Regions from separate parts of the Homo sapiens genome. Here regions 2 and 3 are each linked to region 1. A link is a loop called in an ENCODE intact Hi-C map of the cell type or tissue named here. Cell type or tissue: Caco-2. All regions are shown on one strand.

Evidence for each region. A loop is a pair of places that touch in the nucleus more often than their neighbours do. Peaks named below come from ENCODE experiments on the same cell type or tissue, not always from the same donor. Only the 100,000 strongest peaks of a DNase experiment are listed, where the experiment ranks them.
Region 2: it touches region 1 in a loop (5-fold over the local background); 2 of 110 quality-filtered maps call a loop at or near these places.
Region 3: a loop joins it to region 1, with 3 times the contacts of the local background. A loop is called at or near these places in 8 of 110 quality-filtered maps.

The regions. Positions count from the first base shown.
Region 1 is chr7:19,746,689-19,749,188 of GRCh38, forward strand. The region is part of intron 1 of TMEM196 (transmembrane protein 196); the gene reads right to left. The region is part of intron 1 of LOC107986774 (a long non-coding RNA gene); the gene reads left to right. Among named protein-coding and RNA genes, the nearest start is that of TMEM196, 26 kb to the right of the region's middle. In Caco-2, a CTCF peak has its summit at 1,267 (motif pointing right); no DNase peak of the experiment used is centred here.
Region 2 is chr7:20,537,974-20,540,473 of GRCh38, forward strand. No RefSeq gene overlaps it. Among named protein-coding and RNA genes, the nearest start is that of ABCB5, 76 kb to the right of the region's middle. In Caco-2, a CTCF peak has its summit at 1,411 (motif pointing right); no DNase peak of the experiment used is centred here.
Region 3 is chr7:20,439,905-20,442,404 of GRCh38, forward strand. No RefSeq gene overlaps it. Among named protein-coding and RNA genes, the nearest start is that of ITGB8-AS1, 110 kb to the left of the region's middle. In Caco-2, a CTCF peak has its summit at 994 (motif pointing left); a DNase peak (open chromatin) is centred at 1,027.

The sequences.
Region 1 (2,500 bases):
CATAGCAGATAACTCTTTATGGTTTGTATTGCATAAAATTATAATTGGCATCCACATACAAATTTTGTATTTTGGGCCACCTTCCAAAATAATTAATTGATTTGTATATTTTATAGCACTGCCTGAGTTAGACGAGGTTCAAGGGGGCTTAATTGCCTTGCTCAGAACCTCAGCAGGAAGGAATTATTACTGCCTGATCTAGATTTAGAACGTATGAGATTTTTTCATTTCTGTCTTTTACACTGTAGTTCTTTCTTTGGAATTAGGTAAATCATAGAAAATCCCGGCCGGGCGTGGTGGCTCACGCCTGTAATCCCAGCACTTTGGGAGGCCGAGGCGGGCGGATCACGAGGTCAGGAGATCGAGACCATCCCGGCTAAAACGGTGAAACCCCGTCTCTACTAAAAATACAAAAAATTAGCCGGGCGTAGTGGCGGGCGCCTGTAGTCCCAGCTACTTGGGAGGCTGAGGCAGGAGAATGGCGTGAACCCGGGAGGCGGAGCTTGCAGTTAGCCGAGATCGCGCCACTGCACTCCAGCCTGGGCGACAGAGCGAGACTCCGTCTCAAAAAAATAAATAAATAAAATAAAATAAAAATAAAAAATAAAAATAAAAAAAAGAAAATCCCTATTATGTTTGTGGTGATTTTTACTCTCTGAGGTTAAACCTCTTTACAGTTGAGTTGATTATATGTCATAATTTTAATGAACTAAATATGTATTTAGGTTTAGGGAAGAGGAACACAATCTATAGTTACAATAATAAAAAGGAATGGAGTAATGTTTATCAAGCACTTGCTAGGTAACAGCCTCTAGGCTAAACATTTTGCACACATCATCTAAATGAACCTCTATATTTCAGCTGAGAAAACTGATCCTCAGATACATTTTTTTCATGTCATACAGCAGGCAAGTGGCAGAGTTGGCGTTTGAACTTCAGCCTTTTTAACTCTAGAGGCTAACCTCATTTGGAATTTTTCAATTATGATTTTACCTGAACCCTCTCAGTATTTGGTTGTTTTATTTTCCTCTATTAGAACTAAACTTCAGTTTTGTCTCTTGACAGAAAAATATTTTGTTAGTGTGGTAACAGAAACCAAAGACAGCTGCTGGTTATTTAATGAAGATCAGATCTTGGGTGATTGTGATGCGATGGGATAGGATGGAATACATTTGGGTCCACAGTATGGTGAGGGAGCTTTTCTCCCTAAAGGTTATTGGATTCTAGTCTCCGAAGAAGTACTTTCCTACCACTTGGTGGCAGTAGCTCCCAATTAATTAACAACTAAAATATTGATCGTTACCTCTAACTGGGAGTGATTTGTAAAAAGGATTACTTCCTTCAATTAATTAATTTTTCCATGTAATACATGTATTTCCACTGGTCTCTCCCATGCATATTTATTTATTATTTATTATGATTATGATTTTCTGGGGCATTGCTTACAATGCTATCCTGCATCTCCTAAGTTAAAATCCTTGCGTTTTCCTTTATAACAAAGTTTATACATAATGACAATATAAAGGTTTCCTTCATTCAACCTTATAGATTCAGAGATGTTCACTGTGGCTGTCCAAAAAAAAAAAAAAAAAAAAAAAAAAAACAGTGTAATGACAGAACTTAGAAAGAATGAGAGCTTATCAAACCAGAATTAGAAGAGACATTATAATCATTGAGCATTAACTTATTACTATGCATTTACAATAATCGAGGAACTTTAAGTGTGTTGTCTCTATACACACAACCAGTCCATTTTATAGAACAAGAAACAGGCTCAGAGAAATTTAAGTGATTCTGTCCGCTTAAACGCAGTGTATACAGCTCATAAATGGCAGAAGCAGGACACAAATCCAGTCGTCTGACATAAACATGTCCACCCTCCTCTGTGTCATGCTCCGTCTGATGATGGTAGTACTATGCCTAAGGGAAGACATGTACAGAAAGACTTCAGGAGGGAATATCAAAATTCTAAGAATGCTGAACTCTCCAACGTAAAGACAAGTAAAAGAAATGAGTTCATAGTGATCAAGATACATTTTGCTTAGCTAAAAGGCAAGTGGAAATTTGGAGTGGTCTACTAGAATGAGATAAGGCAGAAAGTTTTTTAGGAGGTAGAGACAATATTTGCCTTAAATAATTATATGAAATTGAAAGCAGAAGACTAGAATAAAAAATTACTATTCCTTAAAATCATGTTTTCTTAGCATATGTTAGGTCACAATAAAATGTTTATATGACTATTTTCAATTTAATAAAATATTGGAATATAACATTTTATGCACATTTTATTCTTAAACTAGAAAATTATTATGAATCAATGTAAATAGTGATTATCTCTGAGTGGCAGGATTATTGGCAATTTTAATGTCATTTTGTTATTTTGTATTTTTCCAATTTTCTACAGTAAACTTGTAAAAAATGATAGGATACTAAGTATAATATTTCCAGAAATTTGTCCTGATCACTTTATTTAGGCCATTGGTCTATGGCTTTTACATTT
Region 2 (2,500 bases), 790 kb after region 1:
TACAAAAATTAATTCAAGATGGATTAAAGACATGAACGTTAGACCTAAAACCATAAAAACCCTAGAAGAAAACCTAGGCATTACCATTCAAGACATAGGCATGGGCAAGGACTTCATGTCTAAAACACCAAAAGCAATGGCAACAAAAGCCAAAATTGACAAACGGGATCTAATTAAACTAAAGAGCTTCTGCACAGCAAAAGAAACTACCATCAGAGTGAACAGGCAACCTACAAAATGGGAGAACATTTTCACAACCTACTCATCTGACAAAGGGCTAATATCCAGAATCTACAAAGAACTCAAACAAATTTACAAGAAAAAAACAAACAACCCCATCAACAAGTGGGCCAAGGATATGAACAGACACTTCTCAAAAGAAGACATTTATTCAGCCAAAAGACACATGAAAAAATGCTCATCATCACTGGTCATCAGAGAAATGCAAATCAAAACCACAATGAGATACCATCTCACACCAGTTAGAATGGCGATCATTAAAAAGTCAGGAAACAACAGGTGCTGGAGAGGATGTGGAGAAATAGGAACACTTTTACACTGTTGGTGGGACTGTAAACTAGTTCAACCATTGTGGAAGTCAGTGTGGCGATTCCTCAGGGATCTAGAACTAGAAATACCATTTGACCCAGCCATCCCATTACTGGGTATATACCCAAAGGACTATAAATCATGCTGCTATAAAGACACATGCACACGTATGTTTATTGCGGCACTATTCACAATAGCAAAGACTTGGAACCAACCCAAATGTCCAACAATGATAGACTGAATGAAGAAAATGTGGCACATATATACCATGGAATACTACGCAGCCATAAAAAATGATGAGTTCATGTCCTTTGTAGGGACATGGATGAAATTGGAAATCATCATTCTCAGTAAACTATCGCAAGGACAAAAAACCAAACACTGCATGTTCTCACTCATAGATGGGAATTGAACAATGAGAACACATGGACACAGGAAGGGGAACATCACACTCTGGGGACTGTTGTGGGGTGGGGGGAGGGGGGAGGGATAGCATTAGGAGATATACCTAACGCTAAATGACGAGTTAATGGGTGCGGCACACCAGCATGGCACATGTATACATATGTAACTAACCTGCACGTTGTGCACATGTACCCTAAAACTTAAAGTACAATAATAATAAAATAATAATTAAAAAAAAAAAGAGTGCGGAAGCCTATCCCTGTGAGTGTGGAGACCTCAGGAGACAAAATACATTTTACCTAAGTACAGGCTAACCACTCAATTCATCTTAGCATGAGGCGACACATAAATCCAGGTTTCACAGTCATCTCCAGTTATACTTCCTAGTTCGCTCCCTGTAACATTTGAACCCTTTACATACTGGTGCGTAAACACACCCAGAGAGTCAACCTAAGTGATTTCAAGTAGTCCACTAGGTGGCAGAGGTGTTTACGAGGAAGTGAAGCTCAACAATGCTCAAGTCTCCAATAGTTCAGCAAGCCAGGAAATGAAAGAGAACCTAATTGGAGAATATATGGTATTTCTGAATTACAACATAAATATGTATTAAACTGTGAATCTACCCCACCCCCAAACACATACCACACTACAGGGGTTTCAATTTTAAACAAGATATGAAAAACCATCAAAAATAGCAGCAGCTACCTGAGTCAGCCAACAATGCTATTTTAAATAATTTTTAAATAATTAATAAACATAATTCATCACGTAATTAAAGACAAAAACCACATGGTTATCTCAATAGATGCAGAAAAGGCCTCCAATAAAATTAATCATCCCTTCATATAAAAAACTCCCAATAAACTAGGTATTGATGGAACATACCTCAAAATAATAAGAGCCAATTATGACAAACTCACAATCAGTATCATACTGAATGGGCAAAAGCTGGAAGCATTCCCTTTGAAAACAGGCACAAGACAAGAATGTCCTCTCTCACCATTCCTATTCAACATAGTATTGGAAGTCCTGGCCAGGGCAATCAGGCAAGAGAAAGAAATAAAGGGTATTCAAATAGTAAGAGAGGAAGTAAAACTGTCTCTGTTTGCAGGTGATATAATCCTGTATCTAGAAAACCCCATCATCTCAGCCCAAAAACTTAAGTTGATAAGCAACTTCAGAAAAGTCTCAGGATACAAAATCAATGTGCAAAAATCACAAGCATTCCTATATACCAACAACAGACAAGCAGAGAGCCAAATCATGAATGACTGCGCATTCACAATTGCTACAAAGAGAATAAAATACCTAGGAATATAGCTAACAAGGGAAGTGAAAGACCTCTTCAAGAACTACAAATCATTGTTCAAAGAAATAAGAAAGGACACAAACAAATAGAAAAACATTCTATGCTCATGGATAGGAAGAATCAATATCATGAAACTGTCCATATGCTTAAAGTAATTTATAGATTCAATGCCATTCCCACTAAACTACCATTGACATTCTTCACAGAATTAAAAAAAACAACTTTAGAATTCCTGTG
Region 3 (2,500 bases), 690 kb after region 1:
TGTCTTCCACATTCATCACCTTTCAACAGTGAGTGTGACTGATTCTTCCTGGATGCTGGACAAGAGCCCAGGTGTCTAGAGGGCAGGGGCTGCCCCCTTGACCCTCTACTGAGCTGATTGGCACTTAGCTGTCCCTGGATGGCAGAGCTGAAAGAGCATTGGTTGTAAGACGCTTGGATGCTGCTGCTGCAGTGCCCGCATAGAGCCTGCTCCCTCCAGAGAGGAGTGACCAGCCAGTTCCAGCATTTGTTCGCTCTGGTTCCTACAGTTGCTCACTCACACACTCCCTCCCGCAAGGAGTGGCCAGCGACAGGCTGAGTGGAATAAGCCACTCCAGGTGCTGCCCACAAAGGGGTCAAGGGAACTAACCCGTCTCATCTGCTGGCTCACCCAGGTTATGTCAGACAAGTGAGCTCATATGGAAATGTCTCTCTTTTGGGTGAAAGGAACGTTGGTTTTGTGGCTCTGTTTCCCTTCACAGAGGTCTAGCTGTTGACTAGGACCAGAATATGGTGCTGAGGAACCGAAGGAATCTGGCTGAGGCTACTCCTCAGTGTTGTTGGAAGGTCCCAAGACTGAACTCTGTCCCCGACCACCCTAACAGGCATCGGCCAAGACCCTCAGACTTTGCTGTGGTATCTTTGTATCTTTTCTTCTTTCACGGCTTCAAACTGCTCCTATCTCTTCTTTAACAATGTTAAACTGCAGATATGTTAGCACACCAGCGCCTGCGAAGCCTTTCCTCCCATGACTGAGGGGTCCTTATCAGGTGAGGGATACACTGATTAAAGGAACCCATTTCCATAGAGCAAGAAGGTCTTTCCCCCGGTCTCCTTCCTTATGCACTTTAAGCTGTTTTTTTTTTCTTTTCTTTTCTTTTCTTTTCTTTTCTTTTCTTTTCTTTTCTTTTCTTTTCTTTTCTTTTCTTTTCTTTTCCAAGTGAGAGGATCCCCTTCCCACCTCAGCACTCTGCTTATGATTGGGAGGCAACAGAGGAGCGACCCCTGCTGGCTGAGAACTGCAAATTTGGCAAGACCCATCTAGGACTTAATCTAAATGAATCCGCGCAGCTCCTGAAATAACTTTTTGTCTCAAACTAGATTCCAACCTTCAGATTGAAGCCCTAGAAAGGAAAACCAGATCTGAGGGCTCCAAAGCCAGGCAAAAGACACAGTGTAAGTGGGTGGGACTAATTCCTGCCGATTAAACCACTGCTTCATGGAAGGAGGTCAGGCTCCAAGGCATAAATGAGGCCCAGGGACTCGAAGGTTGTCAATAGTAGGGGAGGTAGAGGCATAGGTGAGTGTGGATAATTCCTATTCTCTAGGCCCTCCCTGATTCATGGGTGCAAGCCACATTGGCACGCACGGGTGGCACCCGCCAAGGTTGCTGGGACTTGGGGATACAAAGACAGAAGAGAAAGGAGATGCCTGCTTTCTCTCTCCCTCATACCCTGGGTTATTGCTGAAAGAAGGAAGGGAATTGAAGGACCCCCCATTCCCTGTCTTTCAGAATGGGCGGCAAGCTATCTTCACCACCCTTTCAAAGCTAGGTTTGAGTCCCTTTGAGATGATGTATGGACAGCTGTTTCTCACCAATGATCTCTTGCTAGACCAAGAGAACTCCGACTTAATTAAACATTATAACCTCTTTGGCTCACTTCCAACAGGAATTGAAACAACTGTTGGAGGCCCAGTCGCATGAACTAGGGCCACCTCTGTTCAACCCAGGGGACCTGGTACTGATGAAAACACTTTTTCCTTTTCTCCCTCTCTGGCGTAGACTGGGAGGGACCTTACACTGCACTTTCTACTCCTATGGCAGTAAAGTTCACTAAAGTAGATTCTTGGATTCACTATACCCAAATAAAGGCCTGAGAAGCTGACGGGATTACCCGTCAACCCAGAAGAGCACCCAAAGTACCAATGTGAAGAGATCGGAGACCTCAAGCTAAAAATCTCAAAAGATAAGTGTTAATAATAAACCTTCCATGGATATCCTCTTTATAGTCTTGCCTACACTTGCTGTTCCTACCTTTGTTCTGTTCTATACCGCGAGGCACAATATTGTTTTCAGAATGATTAGTATGTTTTGCTTCTTATTTCTGTAATCTTTGGCACTCAATTCTTCCCCTGCATAATACACATATTTGACCCACGCACACGTCACCTTGTAAAACTTGTTTATTTCTCTTGCCTGGAGGCCATCAAACTCCAAAGAGGCAGGCAGCTGGAGCCTCAGATGATGGCTTTCTTTTGCTGGGGATCCTTGGGTAGACCTCTGGGAGGAATGTGGCTGTCATTTTCCCCAAACAACACCCCCTTTCAGCAGGAAGTAGCTAAGACTTGTCATTGTCCATATTCTAAGGGCAGTTAGATGTGCCTCTTCAGAGAAGGGAAATGATACAGAACGTCTGGGCTCCTAGCTAAACCCCACTCTTAAGCCTGGAACCACAGCCCTAAATGAAAACAGCTGACCCTGTTTTTCTGCCCAAATATTG